Linked DNA regions of Homo sapiens: region 2 is linked to region 1. A link is an interaction called in ENCODE POLR2A ChIA-PET data of the cell type or tissue named here. Cell type or tissue: Panc1. All regions are shown on one strand. Links, peaks and the distances in the headings refer to the core of each region. The heading gives the core; the rest is flanking DNA.

What was found. ChIA-PET counts read pairs that join two places held together with the same protein. Peaks named below come from ENCODE experiments on the same cell type or tissue, not always from the same donor. Only the 100,000 strongest peaks of a DNase experiment are listed, where the experiment ranks them.
Region 2: POLR2A ChIA-PET joins it to region 1 with 5 read pairs; 2 of 35 experiments call an interaction of 5 or more read pairs at or near these places.

What each region holds. Positions count from the first base shown.
Region 1 is chr2:33,285,638-33,293,637 of GRCh38, forward strand. LTBP1 (latent transforming growth factor beta binding protein 1) reads left to right here. Exons shown (of 34, transcript NM_206943.4): 20 at 7,523-7,645. It also overlaps the pseudogene RNA5SP91. Among named protein-coding and RNA genes, the nearest start is that of MIR4430, 130 kb to the right of the region's middle. In Panc1, for the core only: no CTCF peak of the experiment used is centred there; a DNase peak (open chromatin) is centred at 6,034; H3K4me3 peaks cover 675 bases; H3K27ac peaks cover 1,605 bases.
Region 2 is chr2:33,452,471-33,464,173 of GRCh38, forward strand. It overlaps a transcript of RASGRP3 not described here. Among named protein-coding and RNA genes, the nearest start is that of RASGRP3, 18 kb to the right of the region's middle. In Panc1, for the core only: no CTCF peak of the experiment used is centred there; no DNase peak of the experiment used is centred there.

The DNA of each region.
Region 1 (8,000 bases), core at 1-8,000:
GGGGTTTCACCATGTTGGTCAGGCTGTTCTAGAACTCCTGACCTTGTGATCCACCTTCCTCAGACTCCCAAAGTGCTGGGATTACAGGCGTGAGCCACCGCACCTGGCCTTTTGGAGCATTCTTTTATGAATGTAAATAATTTTGTGGTTCCTGTTCAATATCTCCCATCCAAATACTAACTGGGCCCACCCTGCTTAGCTTCCAAGGTCAGACTAGATCGGGCACGTTCAGGGTGATATGTCTGTTGACTCCTTCCAACTTCTTAGTGTTCTTACTTAGCTGGAATATACTTCTTGGGAGCCATGATACTTCTCTGTAGGGTCATTAGTGATTCCTAACAAATGTTCAGGCATCTATAATAATGCTGCTATTTCCATTCCTGTACTTTATTGTCTCTGCTCACCTTCACAAGGCAGAATATGCCACCTATTGGATATATGCAGCTAGCCTTTTGGGGGTTGTCTTGCTTTGTAGTTCAGTTTGTGATAGAACTTGAGACCCGGTAACACAAAATTCTGAGATTTTGTCAGTGTAATCTTTCTTTTTTAACCCCTGATTAAGTTGAGAATGACTTTCTGACTCCCATTTAAACTCTGTGAATGTAGGTCTTGGGTATTTGAAGAATTTAGTATCATTCAGTCTACTTGACAACTGATTAGCTACAGTCTTAACCAAGACCTGGCACAGAGAACTTGAAGAATAAACTTGGACAGAAAACATGGAGAACTCATTGTTCTAGAAGTTCTTTTCACACTAGGCTTTATTTTCAGATTTGAAGATTCAGTGTTAACTTTCATGGCTTATATGAATATTCATAGACTAATCCAAAATTGAAGACTTGGTACAGCAGATATTTGTTTTATAGAAGATTGCAACTGAGTACAGCATGTACCTTTTTCATATTTTATGTGCAAACATTAGCTTTATCCCTACATTATTATATGCTAAAGGATGCTTCTAATCAATCACTAAGCTATTTATTGAGCTGTTGTCTGTGTATCTATATGCCAGAGAAGATTGGCAGTTATAAAAACACCCACCCAAATGTCCAACAATGATAGACTGGATTAAGAAAACGTGGCACGTATACACCATGGAATACTATGCAGCCATAAAAAAATGATGAGTTCATGTCCTTTGTAGGGACAGGGATGAAGCTGGAAACCATCATTCTCAGCAAACTATCGCAAGGACAAAAAACCAAACACCGCATGTTCTCACTCATAGGTGGGAATTGAACAATGAGAACACATGGACACAGGAAGGGGAACATCACACACCAGGACCTGTTGTGGGGTGAGGGGAGGGGGAAGAGATAGCATTAGGAGATATACCTAATGTTAAATGAAGAGTTAATGGGTGCAGCACACCAACATGGCACATGTATACATATGTAACAAACCTGCACGTTGTGCACATGTACCCTAAAACTTAAAAGTATAATAAAAATAAAATAAAAACAACAACAACAACAACAACAACAACTTTTGAAAGCAGGCAGCATGGTTTGTGGGAACATTAATTATTATAACAAAATCCTTCTCATTGTATAGTTTATGAAGGTTTTGACATGATGGCATCATTTGATCCTCACAGTAGTCATCTCTGTAGTACAAGTGTGGAAATTGATTCCCAAACAAGTGAATGGGCTAACTAAAGGTTATAGGTAATAAATGTCAGAACTAGGATGTGACCTCTGATCTTTTATCTCTAAATCCAGTGTTTTGTTCTGTACAATGTCTCATGTACCCTTCGTGTACACGTAAGAAAACTAAAGAACAAAACAATATAATGAAGACAATAAGGAAAATAAAAGAGCATAGAAAGGAGAAAGCCACATGGGCTGGAATCATCCCTTGCAAGCAGCAGTAACAATGGCTTGAGGATTCTAGAGTTTGAGACAGCAAGTCTGCACCATATGTAGTGGCAGTTGAGTTTTGCTGAAAGATAAAATGCTCCTTTGGAAAGGTGAGGTAGGAAGCCAATAATTTGGTGGGATTAGTGATTGGATTTTTCTGAGATCATCCTTGGCTCTTTATGTAGGATGTGCATAGCATTCATTGGTTCTTCTCCAGTTCTGCAAAGCCGTGATGATTCTTTGAGGATTATGTAACAAATGTTTGTCAGCAGCTCTGCTGCTACTACCACATATTTTAACTTCATCAGAATTGACAGAGGGGGTGTGAGATTCTGAGGATCTACTATACCTCAAATGCAGTTGAGGTGGTTTCATCACACTGGCTGGACCAACATCTGTCTCTCATTTTGCCATGCTTGCTTTTCTGCCAAATATGTTCTTCCATCTTCTTTAATATAAAAGATTATGTGTGAAGAATAGTTGAGGAGTCGCTGGAGTAATGACACATTTGGGGTAGGGGATAATCCTGTGTTTTCATGTAGCTGTAGTGCTAGAATAAGATGCTTTATCCCTATCTCAAGTGGTACTCACTCACTGAAGCCTGTATTGGTGATTAAGGAACAAATTGAATTTGGATAGCCTTAGAGAAATAATTGGCTATGTTGACATACTCATCTCATTGAAAGTACAGGAAGTAATACAGGTAAATTACTGCTCCGGGACAAATTCTAGCCAACCCCAAGCAGCTGCTACATGAAATGTAAGTGAGCACAGGCTGGGGAGAACATGACTGGGTGACATCAGCCACTGAATACCCTCTGTACATGGTGGGCTGTGCCCACCAGGGAGGGGCTTGAGACAGTCTGGTATGTTCCCAGGATATTAGGAAGGGAAATTTTAAATTTTAAAAGGTTCTTCACCCAGATGAATTACACCCCAAGGCAACGAGACAATGAGCCAGGTGGGATTACTGGCCAGCTGGGAGTCATCTCTGTGAAATTGTGGAGAATTGATAGTTACCAGAGGATACGGAGAGAGTAATGTTCTCATTTCCCCGCAAAAAGAAAAGAAGTTGGAGGCCAGGTGCGGTGGCTCACGCCTGTAATCTCAGCACTTTGGGAGGCCGAGGCGGGCAGATCACAAGGTCAGGAGATCGAGACCATCCTGGCTAACACAGTGAAACCCCGTCTCTATTAAAAATACAAAAAATTAGCCAGGTGTGCTGGCAGGCACCTGTAGTCCCAGCTACTCAGGAGGCTGAGGCAGGAGAATCGCTTGAACCCAGGAAGCAGAAGTTGCAGTGAGCCGAGATCGCACCACTGCACTCCAGCCTGGGTGACAGAGCGAGACTCTGTCTCAAAAAAAAAAAAAAAAGAAAAAAGAAAAGAAGGTGGAGTCTGGGAATTACTGACCACTGAGCTTCATGTTAATCTTGACAAAGAACTGTAGAATGCATGATTCAAATGATGAGATGAAACATTTTAAAAAGGAAGTGATGATTATAAGAACCAGTCAGGATTCGTTAAGGATAAATCATGCTAGACTGTCCTGACTGCCTTTCCTGATACAGTGATTAGATGAGTAGACCAGGAAATTCTGTGGGCATGGCACATCTAGTTTTCAACAATGTACTTGTTAGAGTCTCTCTGGGCACTGTAGATGAGAAGGATCAATTTGGATTGGGTGATAGGATTGTAAGATGGATGCATACATCTTTGAACTATCTGCCTACCAAGTCTGACCTGATACCTCGGCAAGTTTCTTACCCTGGGAGGTTTAATTAATTCATTGAGTGGCAAATGCCAAATTGTTATGTCTCAAAAGCCCATTGGTAAATTGTTTGAGATTTAGAATCCATTTTTCTTTTCTTTCTTTTTTTATTTTTTAAAGTGTCAAGGTCTTGTCCAGGCTGGAGTACAACAGCATGATCACAGCTCACTGCAGTCTCTAACTCCTGGGCTCCAGTGATTCTCCTGCCTCAGCCTCCCAAGTAGCTGGGACTACAGGCACGCACCACCACACTCAGCTAATTTAAAAAAAAAATTTGTGTGTGGAGACAGGGGCTTGCTGTGGTGGCCAGACTGGTCTCAAACTCTTGTCCTCAAGCAGCCCTCCCACCTCAGCCTCCTGAGTTTCTAGGATTATAGACAAGAGCCACCACACCTGGCTAGAACCAATTTTTTTTATCAACACTGTTTTTTATTATATTTCCTAACAGATAAAACGCAAAGGCCTGTTGAACTCATTATGTATATGCACTGGAAGAATTTGGGTAATATGAACATTCTGTAAGACCATATCTTAGAGTAAGACAAATTTTGAGCTCTACCATGAAAACCAGAGGCATAATCATCTCCCTCTGCTTCAGGGAAAAGGCAACCATGGGGTGGATGGTGGGGTGGGTAGGCACCACCTGCTTCCTTCATAACCCATTTTGTGTTGCTGTAACGGAACACCTTGAGACTAGGTCATTTATGAAGAAGAGAGGTTTATTGATTTAGCTCATGGTTCTGGAGACTGGCAAATTCAAGATCAGATGGCCACTTCTGGTGAGAGCCTTGTGCTGCGTCTTAATATGCTGGAGAAGTGGCAGGTGAAGCAAGTGCATGCAAAGAGAGCAAAACACAGAGGCAACCTCACTTTATAACAATCCACTCTCTTGGGAACAATTTCATTCCCACGAGAACTAACCCAGTCTCGAGAGAAAGACATTCATCTATCTTAATGAACTAATCACCTCTTAAAAGCACGACTTCCCTATGCTGCCACCTTGACAACCAAGCCTCAACATGAGTTTTAGCAGGGACAAACCATTTTCAAAGCATAGCACTTCTTATGGCATTGATGGGAGATCTTCCCAAGGGTTGGAAGCTAGAACTGTGGGGGCCAAGCCTTCTGCTATCATTACCACCCAGGGCCCCACAAGTTTGTGTCCTTGACTAAACTGAAGAACACTGAAAGTCATGGAAGGTTTTTAAAGTAGAGGAGCCAACACCATTTATCAGATTTGTATTTTAGAAAAAAGTTTATTCTGTCTGCAAGCTGGATAATGGATTAGAGAAGCCAAGTCTTAGACAAACAAATTAAAAGACTGTGGCAGTAACTCGGGTGAGAAAGAATGAAAGTAGGTGATTTGAGAGATATTTGAAGGGCAGATTGGTATGCCTGGGCAATAACAATGTGAGGAAAGAGGGAGAGTAAAAATAAGGACTCAGGTTTCTGACTTGGGCATTTGAGTAGATAATGGTACTAGATATTGGTGTGAAAAATAACATAAAGAAAAGACAGAGGAGGGGTCAGTTTTGGCCATAAAGACTCAGAGGTACCTGGGGGACATCAAGGAGATGTCCAGTAGACTTACCAGCTGGATGCATGCTTCTACAGTTTAGGAGAGAAATCTGGGCCAACGATATAATGCTGAATTAATTTTACACCATTTGCATCCACCAAGTGTTTTTACGTGTGGTTCCTCTCTGGAGACCTTCCTTCTTTGTAGAGATTCTTTAGTGATATTTTACTGTCTTGCTATTTTCTCAGGAGCATAGTCTCATTAAGGCAATGTACTTTCAGTTCAAACTGTTCTATCTACGGTGATTGGCTTGACAGAATTCTGGTTCCATGCAATTATGTCTATAATAAGTAAAGAAAGAATAAACACATCAGGCTACCCTAGATATTTCAAGGCATTCTGCTTCATCATTAATCATGAGTAGCCTAGAAAAATAGAAGTTTTATAAGTATCTCCTAAATGGTAATCTGCAGTGTCTGTTAATTTACTTTACCTAGAGAAAGTATGGTCTTAGAAATTGATTTTGCTGTTATATTCTACAGCCTTATAAATCACTTTCCCTGGTGCATGAATAATTAAAGAGAGCAATCCATACATTTCTGAGCTTGTTAACATTTTTGAAACAAAACCAGATACTAAACATGACATTTTCCTGTTGCTGTCTGGAATTTCTATGCCTGGTGTCTAGGCTCATTCCCATTATTTACTTTGGCTCCAATGCTTGGCTTCTTCTTTCAAGTTGTTTGCCTTCAGTGTTTACAGAAGTGGATTCCCACAACCAAGGAAAGGGTGGTTAATGAGTCAGTCTGGAAGTGCTATTTTTGTTATCGTGGACTAGAGTCAGCTCACCATAATTAGTGATATTTTGTGAAAGCAACGCAGAGCACCTAGGCAGTGCCATTTCCTTGGCTCTTCTCAGTATGTGCAGGGAACACACCCGTGTGCACACTCACAGATACGTGTTTGCCACATTTTAGTACAACTCCGTTTCTGCATTCCACTGTAAGAAAGAATACAGTCTTAATACAGTGCAAATGCATGCAATCTAGACTCTGGGTTTGTATTGTCAGTGTGCTTGTGACTGCCTTAAGAGGGTAGAAAGCTTTGCTGCTTTCGTGGTGTAGTGAGCATTGAAAAGTGAAACAGATGCTGTCACGTGTCTTTTCCTCCTTGTTTGCCTGGCTTAGGCTTAAGATGCTTTGATTATGTTATAGACCCCTATAAGATTAAGCCTAATTGTGTTATTGTATGTGTAGTTTTAGCATTTTGTGATTTAAGTTTTTCCTCTTTAAGTTCTTGCTTATTGATACCTCACTAGTGTCTGTCACTGTGACATACGGTGGACCTACCCAGGGCCATTCAAATGGAGCACAGAACTTACATGTTTATTTATTTTTGAAAAATAGTAATATGTAGTAGGGACTTAATATTTTTTAATGAAGTAGATTTTAGATGATTATTTTCAATATAAATGCTGTGTTAGCAAATAATAAAAACAAACATCAATTCATACATTCTCTCTTTCTTTAACTGTTTCTATCACTAGATTTAACTTTGCCTGTGACAGAAACTTACAGTCAGGTTAAAAGGATAGGCTTGGGTTCACATCTCAGAACCACCATTTTCTATGTGGCGTTGGGCTGGTTATTGAACTTCTCTAAGCTTCAGTTCCTTCCTCCATAAAATGGTTGGCCCATAAGGATTTTGTTCGGATTAAATGAGATGATGTATGTAAAGCTTTTAATGCCCACATGTAGCAAGTGCTTGATAAAGATTAGGTGCTATTATTATTATCTACCTCTTCAGCGTGTGCCCTACCTTCAAACTGCCCAGTAGGCTTGTGTTTGTCCCTTAGATTACTTGGTTTTTATCATATGGATTCACTGCCATTTTAGAGCTTTTTATTGGACTCTTTTTCACCTTTCTGTTAAAACTTCTCTGTGATTTCTCTGGGTCATGAGTCATATCTTTTGCTTTTGTGAACTCTCCCATCCTATTGAATTCATCAATTTCCAAAATAGACCTCAACCCATCTTTGGTTCTTTGGAAAATGCTTTCTTGTAGAGATGTTGCACTAAATCTCCCGTCTCTTCCTTCCTCCCCCCTACAACAAGCCATCTTTACTTCTTGAATTTATTCACAGAGCATATTTGGTTCCGAGTTACTTTCAGAAGGTAAGTTAAAGTATAGAACCGTCATCCATTTAGCTCACGACAAGCTGCTTTTTCTCCTTTGGGCTAATTTGAAAGTTTATCTTTAAGAATCTGCCTGGTCTTCTGAAGGTCTACTGTTTCCATTTCTAACCAAATTTAACTTTATCCATGTTTTCTTTTTCTTCTTTTTTTGTTCTTTCCATTACGCAACATTCTTCAAGATGTGGACGAGTGCCTGGAACCAAACGTCTGCGCAAATGGTGATTGTTCCAACCTTGAAGGCTCCTACATGTGTTCATGCCACAAAGGCTATACCCGGACTCCGGACCACAAGCACTGTAGAGGTAAATACTGTGATCAAGTTTCCCATTTTTATTTAAACTTCATTTAAATATAGATTAGAGCAATTAGCCTTAGAAAAGGGAACCCTGCTACCTGTGTTTATTTTGACCGAGCGACTTAGAGCACATATTGGTTGGCTTGGCTGAAAGTGGCTCCTTGCTGTGGTTAAATACAGAGCATATCTATTTACATAAAGGGAAACGATGTATTTTTAGAGAGTGTCTGTGAGCCACAGATCGGTTCATCTAAATTTTTTTTTCTCATTATAAAAGCAATACACACAGTTGCACAACTCTGTGAATATATTAAAAACCATTGAATTGTACATTTTAAATGGAATTGTATAGCATGGGAATT
Region 2 (11,703 bases), core at 1,722-9,721, 170 kb after region 1:
TCAGCAGGCAGGAAGGCCTGGAGCTTGCATCTCCTGGGGTGGGCCTCGATTCTGGGTTCATGGGAGTGAATCTGGACCCTGTGTTTGCAGGGGCTGGCCTGAAGTCTAGGTTCATGGGGGCCATCCTGTCCATGAGATGGACCTTGAGCCTGAGTTCATAGAGGCCCACTTTGTTCTAGGATGGGCCTGGAGCCTGAGTCCACACAAGGGCTAGCCTGGTTACTGGGACTTGCCTAAAGCCTGTGTCTGCAGGGGTTGGCCTAGAGGTTGAGCTGCTGTGGCAGACATGCCTCTGGGTGTAGAGCCTAGTGCTGTTGTATTGGTGTGGTGCTTGAATGGAGCTGCAGCCTGATGCTATAGAGGCCTGCTTGCAGCCTGGGGCCATAGGGGCTGGCCCAGCATTAGGGTAGCCCTGGATGCCCTTATCCACAGGTGCTAGCCTAGAGCCTGGGATCATGAGGGCTGCTCTGGCACTGGATTTCACTGAAGTGGGCCCGATGCTGTGGTCCATAGCAAAGTAGGGTGTTCAGTTCACTCTCCTTCCCCCACAGGGAAGGTATCTTTCTCTGTGCTGTGCACCCCTTGGGGGAGGGATGATATCAGTAATATGACACTCTTTCTCGCCCTCTTCAATGTGCCTTTTCTTATTTCTGTACTGGGGTAGGCATGGCAGTATTTGTGCCCCAAGGGCCAGAGACATCAAAATGGATTAAGAATATTTTAAAAAGCAATGAGTGTATTATAAAGATTTTGAGCTTCCAGCTGAAGACGGGCTTAACACACACATTATCTACCTTTGTTTCCTTTTGAAACCCCATTAAGATGAGATCAAAGGGTTTTTGATCTCAACTGGGATTCTTTAGTTCTTGAGAAGGTACATTCATGCATGGATAGTTGTTCAAATTGGTGTTTCTGTAAGGGGATATGTGCTGGAAAATACTATTGCACCATCTTGCTGAGGTCTGCTTTTGAGGTGGCTCACTTATATGGCTGGCATGTTGGTGCTGGCTGTTAGCTGAGACTTCAGTTCCTTTCTTCGTGGACTTCTCCATGGGTCTTATTGGATACCCTTATAAGGTGGCATCTGACTGGCTTCTTTCAGAGTGAGAGATTCAAGAAACCAAGATGAAAGATGCAAGGTTTTTTATGACCTTGCCTTGGAAGTCATACGTCATCACTTTTCATGTATCCTATTGGTCACTCAGGGTCAGTCCTGATTCAGCATGAGCAAGGACTACATGAGGATATGTAAGGATCTTGGGAGGCCATCTGCAGATTATCACATGTATATGCCAAAATAATGTTATAAAAGATGTAATTAAAATTGATCTTATTTTTCTCCTTTGTACTTTTCTATACTTTAAAAGTTTTTTATGATAAACATATATGATTTTTGAAATTACACACATACAAATCAATAAAAGTGGGGGTTTTTTTGGGTTAAACAAGAGAAATTTATTTTTCACTATCCTGGAGGCTGAAGCTCAAAATCAAGGTGTCAGCAGGTTTGGTTTCTCTTGAAGTTGTCTCTGTGGATTGAGATGGCTGTGTTTTTCACAGTCATCTTCTTCTTTTAAGTAAAAGTTATTTTTTTAAAAGCCATACATAGTCCAGAGAGGAGTGAGTCAATTCTTGTTACTTTGATTTAACACTGATGTCAAGTTCAAGATCAAGGTGTCAGCAGGTTTGGTTTCTTTTGAAGTTGTCTCTGTGGATTGAAATGGCTGTATTTTCACTGTCTTCTTCTTCTACTTTTTAAGTAAAGTTATTTTTTAAAAAGCCATACATAGTCCAGAGAGGAGTGAGTCAATTCCTGTTACTTTGATATGACACATCAATGCATCTATACTTTTCTCTGTTTGATGTAACCCTGTAACTAAGGAAAGGAGAATTTTTATGGGAGGAGGGATGGTTTTAAATATAGAGCATAAGACTGGAAAGATGTGACCAAGGTAGAGGGTCTGGGGTAGGCATGGCAGTATTTGGGCCCCAAGGGCCAGAGACATCAAAATGGATTAAGAATATTATAAAAAGCAATGAGTGTATTATAAAGATTTTGAGCTTCCAGCTGAAGACGGGCTTAACACACACATTATCTACCTTTGTTTCCTTTTGAAACCCCATTAAGAAGAGATCAAAGGGTTTTTGCCCAAGTGGGAGATCACCCATCTCTCATCATAGCAGAAGGCTGGAAGTTTATTCTCTCAACAGGGTAAAATATAGGGTGTTTAGGCTGGGGGACCCTGGTCTCTGGACCAGGGCCACCTAAAGGCAGACATATTACACTTGAAACTGGAATATTAACTGAAAAGTTCTCCCTCAGAAAATATAACTGCTAATAGGTTGTAAGTTTTATACCTTGTATATTTGCCACAGAAAAAGGATTTTCTGGTTCTATGTCCTAAAAATTTGGGGAAGGGAGTCATTTGATTAGGGAATCATCCACCTCAATCACATGCTTATTCCTGGAATACTCAAATGTGGCCAAAAAAAGAGAGGGATCATGATTGGCTCAGTTTGAGTTACATGCTCATCTGGGCCAAGGTAGGGGGGGCATAAGGGGTGGTTGAATGTGGTGATGGAGGAGAGTGGGAATGTCAGGAAAACAGTGTCATAGATGTCAACTATAGCTTCTCACCCTCTTCTATAGGAGATGATGTCATGTAGGCAAAGATCCATGAAAGCTTAAAACAGTCTTATGGATGTAAGAAAAAAGTCCACTTTACCATATATTATGGTTTTTCAAAGAAGATTTTTCTATATTATTTCAATTCTTCTTAAGAAATTCATGAAACAAATATTGCCATTCTCATCTTGTTGCTTGATCATTGAGGTGAACTCATAGTAGTAATGTTCTGGACTCAGTTACTGTCCCTTGAGTGGATTAAGTCAGGGATGTATAAGAAGCCACATCTTTTGATTCTTAGTCCTGTGCAATTTTTATTTTATCATCCCAGTGATCAGGATGGGATCACAAATTTGTAGATAACTGGGCTGGGAATGATATCTGGAGAGATGCTGCTTACAGGCAATGAACTTCATTAATGTCCATAGTTTCCTAGTATCTCACCTACAATTCCCTCAACATCAGTCCCAACACGTGTAAAATCGATGGAGACTGGGAAAGTGCTGCCAAAGGCAGACCGCCCGAGGAGCCATGTGGCCTACTTTTGGAATAAGACTGAAGGATTAACTTCTGGGAAGGACTTTCCATCTGTTTTCCCGATAAGATTGATTAAAACCATCTAACCAAGTTTTGCAGACTCTATGAAAGAACGAATGAATTGTATCGTCTGGCCTGGTTTAGTTCAAATTCCTTAAAGGAGTTCTAGCTCCACTATTCAGGAAAGGAATCTTCACCATGACACCTCCTGGGGGGAGGAAGAGCAGCTAGGAGGTCCCAGAGGTTTGCCCCACCCTGCCCCGAGTGTCTCATTTTAGGTAGCAAGTGATACATCATTTTCAATAAACCAGCTGGATATCAGTTAGACAATTTCACGTGCATTTAATTTACCCTTCTGCTGAAATTATGGCATGGAAACATTATTTTTCTTTGCCAGTTCTCTTTGTCCCCTTTCCATTTCTCCCACCCTCTCCTCTTCCCACCAAAGTTACTTTCCTTTGTTATTTTTGGTATAAAGAATTTTCCTTCAATTAATTTCAAGCCTTCAGAAAAGCAGTTAAAAGAAGTTGAGTTGGGGAGAGGTATTTGATCCTCTTACTACACACATATAGCCCTACACCTGTGGAATTGAACTGAGTAAAAATGGATCTGTCTTTTCGTTTGTTATTTAATGATAGTCTTTACATTTTAATGGTGAGTTTAGACCATCTACACTGTGATTATTGAGATATTAATGTTATTTTTAATTTTCGATTTATCATTCTTTCTTTCCTGACTTCTTTTGGATATTTCAAATTTTCTTTATTCCAATTTTTCCTCTCAATTGCTTACATAATCCATATCTTTTGTTTTAGTGGTGGTACTTGCAACTTTAAAATACATACTTGATTTAACAAAGTCTAATATTAATATATTCAGTCTTCTGAATAGCATAAAGACCTTAGGAACTTTAAATTCTGATCTCAGTCTTCCATCTTATTCCTGTTGAAAATTTTAGTTCCACTCTGTTTTAAACAAGTTTGTTAATGTATAATTGACATATGATAATCCACACATATTTAAAGTACACAGTTTGAGGTCTTGACATATTTATATACCCATGAGAGAATCACCACAATTTTTAAAAAATTCATTTTTCTAAAAATAATTAATCCAATTCACACACAGGCATAACTGGTTGCATGTTACCAAGGTCTGCTAGTTTTTTGTAAACTTGTTTTACTTAAAGAGTTCTGTAGCTTCTACACAAAAGTAACTATGATAATCACCATTCGTCAAAGTCTACCAGGCATTGTGCTAAGTGCTTTCTATTTTTTTTTTTTTTTTTGAGATGGAGTCTGGCTCTGTCACCTAGGCTGAAGTGCAGTGGCCTATCTTAGCTCACTGCAGCCTCTGCCTCCCAGGTTCAAGTGATTCTTGTGCCTCAGCCTCCCAAGTAGCTGAGATTACAGGTGTGGATAGAGATGGGGTTTCCTTATGTTGACCAGGCTGGTCTCAAACTCCTGGCCTCAAGTGTTCCACCCGCTTCAGCCTCCCAAAGTACTGGGGTTACAGGTGCGAGCCGCCATGCCGGACCGCTAAGTGCTTTCTTCACGCTAATTATTTCCCATTGTTTTCTTCATTGTTTTAAATTTTTAATTATAGACATAATCCAAGTTTGTTATAAATGAATATACTCAACTAAAATTAGTCATATTTTTTTAAAAAAACCTGGAACCCTCTTTTTTTCTTCAAAGTGGATATATGTTTATGGTTTGTTGTCACTGCAGATATTTTATGTGCATTTGAAAACATGCTTTATTGTAATAAAAATGGGGCTAAATGCATAGTGTTTTTTTCAGCCCACTTTTTAAACTTACTGCATCAAGACCATCTTTCCATTACATCTTTTTCATGGCTACATGATGTATACAGCTTTGAATGAATGCATTAAGATTGTTTTGATGAATCGCCTCTTTTTTTTAGGTTCCTTCCTTCCTTTTTTTTTGATATTACAAATGTCACGTCATTTTTATAAGATAAAATCCTGATGCGGAATGCATTATTTGCAACCCTCACTGCCACCCTTTGAGTTGGGTATTATCATTTCCCTTTCACAAATGAGGAATTTTATTCTTAAAGGCTTAAGTGACTTACTTGGCTCTTACGTGACTGATTGGGGAACGAGAATCCTGGTTTCCTGTTCCTGGTGGGCAGTGTTCTTAACCCTCACCACACTACCTCTCCTACTACTTCAGAAAATGGTTAAAAAAAGTTTTAAAGTATATTTATAGTGAAATTGTCAGGAGGATTACTGAGAATTTTCAGCAAATAGTCACCTATGGAATTAGAATGCAGAGGACATATTTCAGGCAATTTATATTTTCACCTGGCCCTTCAACTGAGGACTCTGACGTGAGTGCTGAGGAGCTATTTATAGCAGGTGACTTTTGCGCACCCTGGGGAGGTTGTGAAATAGCTGTCTATCACAGGCAGCTAGGAACTGCTTGCCCACTTTTTTTTGTTCTGAAAGAAAGGATACAGACCATCTGGGCCAGTAAGTTGGGTCCAAAATCGGACTTATGTTTATTTTACTTAATAAATGTGTTCTTGAATCGTATGAGTTGAATTTTGGTTGGTTGAATGCCATTTTTAGTGCACCAGGGGTGCACACATTTCTTGTAATCCTTTAATGAGTAGCTTTCTAAAACAAAGAATGCTTTGGCAATGTGAATAATTTTCCCTTAATTTATATTGAATATAATTTATGATTTTTTTTCTGTGCAGCAGGGAAACTTGTGCTCAGTTGTTTGTGTTTTAGAGCGTGTTGGCTGGTGTAGCCATATCAGTTAACAGTAACATGGAATATATATGCTATTAAAAATATAGACAGATATATTGCAACCTCTCACTACAAAGCCCCAGATCAAACTCTGTGGTGAAGCCGTGTAATTCAGAAGAGGTGGGTATAGGTAAAATTCCATACCAGGAGGAGTATAGCTGTAGACACTGGGTGCCCCTTGTCCCTGTTTAGATAGTGGACCCTATTCCTGCCTCAGATGGTATGTGGAAGAGCGGGCTCTTCAGTTACCAAGGCCACAGTGCAGAAAATAGGGTAGAAACAAGTGAGAAGGTAACTGACCCTTTTTCCACCAGCACCATTGCATGCTGTGAAAGTATAATAAAGTATTTTTAGTCCAACCTTAACATTTTTGTCCTTAATAGCACATCAGTTCACATTTGCTCATTAAAATAAATTGTTTTTACCCACTCGGCAGTTGATTCCATGGCCTCAGTGATCTTTAGAGTTGATCGAAATTGTGGTATGTGCAGATAATAAGGACTAACTGGGGGCAAATAGACTCTAACTTTTAACTTTGACAAATTTTAATCAGTTAGATTTAAGATATATTTTTTAAAAAATTATGATTCTACATGAAAAAATCTAACATTTTTAACATAAATGATTTCATAAATATGCCTGGTGGGATATAATGCTGAAATAAATTTTAATGCCTCTCATATTACAATCTTGATCCTCAAAGTGGACATTTCTCGGACTTTTTTTTTTGAGATGGAGTCTCGCTCTGTCGCTCTGTTGCCCAGGCTGGAGTGCAGTGGCGCAGTCTTGGCTCACTGCAAGCTCTGCCTCCCGGGTTCAAGCCATTCTCCTGCCTCAGCCTCCCGAGTAGCTGGGACTACAGGCGCCCGCCACCACGCCCTGCTAATTTTTTGTATTTTTAGTAGAGACAGGGTTTCACTGTGTTAACCAGGATGGTCTCGATCTCCTGACTTCATGATCCGCCTGCCTCAGCCTCCCAAAGTGCTGGGATTACAGGCGTGAGCCACTGCACCCAGCCAAGACTTTTTAAGTCTATAACTTTGCATTGCTTTTAGTTCATTTTTGGAAAAATAACTGGAAATATAGAGCATTAAAGGTAAACAAAGCCAAACACTAATTAAAGTGGTAAGGACAGATTTTAATCAGTTTTAACTATTATAATAGGGAAAACAGTCTAGTGTGAACTGAGCTCAACTTTGATTTGTACAGAAGTGACTGGGCATTTTTAAGGGAGAATAAGGGAGTGGTGAGGGGACAAGGAGGGCTTCAGTAGAGTCAGGAAAGTGAAAAATTACAAAGGGTTGATCAGTATAAATGCAATGAAGCCAGCTGTGTCTGCTCGCTGAAAGTTGCTGAAGTTAGGATTCTGTCTTTCCAGAGAGACTGGGGGACAGAGGCCTTATCCTCTGGTGTTGACTGGAACAAGCAATAAATTTTTTTGGCAGCCTTGAGTTCTCTCCAGTTCTCTCTAAACTCCATATTAGAATTTGTTCAAGCCTCTATAGGACAGGATTGAGGCCTAGTTGAGAAGAGAGCTCAGAGGAGCCTGGCTAGAGTTCGGTCAAGGAAAGAATGTTTGTCAATTGTAAATGAATAACTTTGCAATCCCAATACTCCCAATTTTGGAACTTTATACAATGGAAATAAAAGCATTAGCAACTAAAGATACATGTACCAGGATGTTTAGTGCAACACTGTTCATAGAAGTAAAAACTGGGAACATTTCAAATATTCAGATAATGAATAAACTATGATATAACTATACTGTGGAGTAGAATGCAACTATTAAAAAGAATAAATCAAATCTATATGATTGACTTTGGAGCCAATATCAATGGCCATGATACATTATTAAGGGAAAAATCAATTTACAGAGTAATGGGGTTTTGAAAGTTGCATTTGAAAATAGAACCCCATACATATATATGTAGGAGATACCTTTTTCTATCCTATATTGGATTTTGATACAGGATAGAGAAAGATGTGTGTTATCTCAGTGAAATGAGAATGGATAGGAAAGAGGGTTATTACATTTTTCCTTATGTATATGTCTGTACTATTCAACTTGCTACAGTGGGCATGTATTGTTTTTTAGATATAATTTTTTTTTTTTTTTTGAGACAGAGTCTTGCTCTGTCACCCAGGCTGGAGTGCAATGGCGCGATCTCGGCTCACTGCAACTTTCACCTCCCGTGTTCAAGCAATTCTCCTACCTCAGCCTCCTGAGTAGCTGGGACTACAGGCACAAGCCGCCATGCCCGGCTAATTTTTTGTATTATAATAGAGACAGAGTTTCACCTTGTTGCCTAGGCTGGTCTTGAACCCCTGAGCTCAGGCAATCAGCCTGCCTCAGCCTCCCCAAGTGCTAGGATTATGGACGTGAGCCACCGCACCCAGCCAGATTTAAGTATTTTATAACATAAATCACACACACAGGAGTCCTGCTCATCTTATTTTATAAAAGGAAACAAGACTATGTGATAATGTGAGTATTCTGGCCATTAGTTTGTAAGTCTAAAAGGATTTACAGGAATTCAAATACCTATCAAACTTCACTGCTTAGGTTGATAGTTTTCGAGTGTTGCAATCCATGCTCCTCTGCATTGATTTCTCACTGCCACGCGTTTATTTCCATCAACCAAGAAGATTTATTGAGCTTTATACCACTGATGGTCTGTATTAAGGAATCAACACCCATCCCTCACTTCCAATCCCTTGCCTCTCAATTTGAGAAGTTTTACCCCAACCTAAACTTATCTATTACTTTTTATTCATGAGACTGGCAATCACAAAGATGAGCTTTGAGAAGACTCCTTTTTTAAATTAAAACGTTAGGGAAAACTGGAAATTTCTCTACCACTATTTTATTTTATTTTATTTTTTGAGACAGTCTTTCTCTGTCACCTAGGCTGGAGTGCAGTGGCACGATCTCTATTTACTGCAGCCTCCATCTCCCGGGTTCAAGTCATTCTCCTGCCTCAGCCTCCTGAGTAGCTGGAATTACAGGTGCCGTCACGACACTCAGCTAATTTTTGTATTTTTAGTAGAGGCGGGGTTTCGCCATGTTGGCCAGGCTGGTCTTGAACTCCCAAGCTCAAGTGATCCACCTGCCTTGGCCTCCCAAAGTGCTGGGATTGCAGGCGTGAGCCAATGTGCCCAGCTCCTGCCACTTTTTAAAATGCGTTTCTGAAAGTGCTTTCTTAGTTTATGCCTTATGATCTACAAATAAGAAATCTTGTAGCAATAATGTTAGATCCTCATTCCTCAGCAGATTCTTACTCTGCTATGGATTCCCAGGAAGCCGTAAGAATATTTTATCCAAAAGTTTTCTACACACAAAGTTATAAGTAATACCGAGACTACAGTCAAAAGATTGAGCAAATACAGTGTAAGTAAATCATGGTGCTATTTAAGAAATGTATGACAAAGGGAGTGATACTCCAGAAAAGGCGTGGAATAATGGAAATGAGGTTAAAAGCCCAGGCCTCACGAGGTTATAACCAAGAGGCTGTGATGGTTGAATTAAAACTTGAGCAAGGGGTTTGGCACTAAGGCTGGAAAACAGGACTTGCAGTTAGCTAGCTGGGTTTGGATAACCTGGTAATTAAAGTGAAGAGCAAAAGCGATTAACTGGAACATTGACATTGTTTAGAATTATGTACAATGTTGAGCAGATGGATTTGGTATCAAATTAACATGGCTATTTTATAATTACAGCCATGATGTAAAAATTCATTCATTTGGAAAGAGGAAAAAAAAACAAATGAAGAAAGAAAGTGAGCATCATTCTCCAGCCAGTGCTAGTGAGCTGCCATGTGAACCCAGAACAGCTTAGTGGACTCAAAAGGAGGCCTGTGTTGATTGTTGATTTAGAGTGAGGCTGTGATGCAAAGATGAGAAGAGGCAGAAGAAGCCTAGAGTTTGCATTTGAGAACAAGAGGATGTAGAGGTTTTTTTTTTTTGTTTTTCTTTTTTTTTTTTTAAGACAGAGTCTCGCTCTGTTGGCCAGGCTGGAGTACAGTGGTGCGATCGGCACACTGCAACCTACACCTCCCGGGTTCAAGAGATTCTCCTGCCTCAGCCTCCCAAGTAGCTGGAATTACATGCAGCCGCCACCATAGCCCGGCTAGATTTGTATTTTTAGTAGAGATGGGGTTTCACCATATTGGTCAGGCTGGTTTCAAACTCCTGACCTCAGGTGATTCACCCGCCTCAGCCTCCCAAAGTACTGGGATTACAGGCGTGAGCCACTGCGCCGGCCAGATGTAGAGTTTCTAACTGCACTTTTCCTGTGATTCTCACGAAGATCAAATTGCGCCCCCACCTCATGCATTAAGCTATCACACATTTCAAGAAAAAGAATTTAAATATTTACTTTGTGTCATTTATCCCTGAATCAGCTTTGTAGTTCTGCTTTGAAATAGCAAACTATACTAATGCTTGAATAGAAAGGAAATCATAATTCTGAAAATTCTCCTTATAGTATTCTCTGCACACTAAAATGATTCTCAGAAGAAATGCAGAGGTTGCCTCAGGATTTTTATTTATTTATTTATTTAACTATAAGAAACTCTTTTCAAGAATGAAAAGAATCCTAGAATCAACAGTGGCATTTCAGAAGATCTAGATTCAGATTAACTTTACCACTCATCTGCGTTTATAGGAGTGAGAGCCTCAAAAATGAATGAAACTTGCTGTCAAATCAAATAGTTTTGGAATAAAAATAATTGGGGGAGAAAGCTGTGTGTAAGTAATTATGCTAAACAAGGTGTTTTGTGGCATGAACGCTAAATTTTCCTTCTCAGGTTTTACTGAATCCAGCTTCAGCTAGAAATCTAGGCTAGTTTATAGAAGATGATTAGATGGACAGAGAATGTTAAGAGAGAAACACTGCCATAAAGGTAAATTCAAGTGAATTATAATAAGTAAATGCATTTATGCTAAAGCTAGTATGTTTTAAAAAGTGAATGAAGTTTAATAAAAAGAAAGAAAAGAGAAGAGATAAAAGACAGGGAAAAGAAAGAGAACTGAAAGGGGAAGATGATTGTTAATCTGGACCAATTTGTCTGGAAATTTGGGAGTTTCTCCAGGATGCTGAAGAAAGGGGGCCCACAGAGGCTGGGGTGTAGAGGCCTCCAGCAGCCCTCCTCTGGTAGAAGCTGTCTGCTCCTTCACTCTTTTTTTTTTTTTTTTTTTTTTTTGAGACAGAGTCTCGCACTATCGCCCGGGCTAGAGTACAATGGCGCAATCTTGGCTCACTGCAACCTCTGCCTCCCAGGTTCAAGCGATTCTCCTGCCTCAGCCTCCCAAGTAAGCTGGGATTACAGGTGCCTGCCGCCACACCTGGCTATTTTTTTTGTATTTTTAGTAGAAATGTGGTTTCACCATGTTGGCCAGGCTGGTCTTGAACTCCTGACCTCGTGATCCGCCTGCCTCGGCCTCCCGAAGTGCTGGGATTATAGGCATGAGCCACCGTGCCCAGCCCTTTCATTCTTTTTATTTGTACATGTGCATACCTCATTTTACCATGCTGTGCTCTATTACACTTCACAGATACTATGTTTTTTTACAAATTGAAAGTTTAAGGCAACCCTGCATCAAGCAAGTCTACTAGGACCATTTTTCCATTAGCATGTGTTCACTTCATTTCTCATTTTAGTAATTCTTGCAATATTCAAACTTAATAATAATAATAATTATTATTATTATTATTATTATTATTAGATGGAGTTTTGCTCTGTTGTCCAGGCTGGAGTGC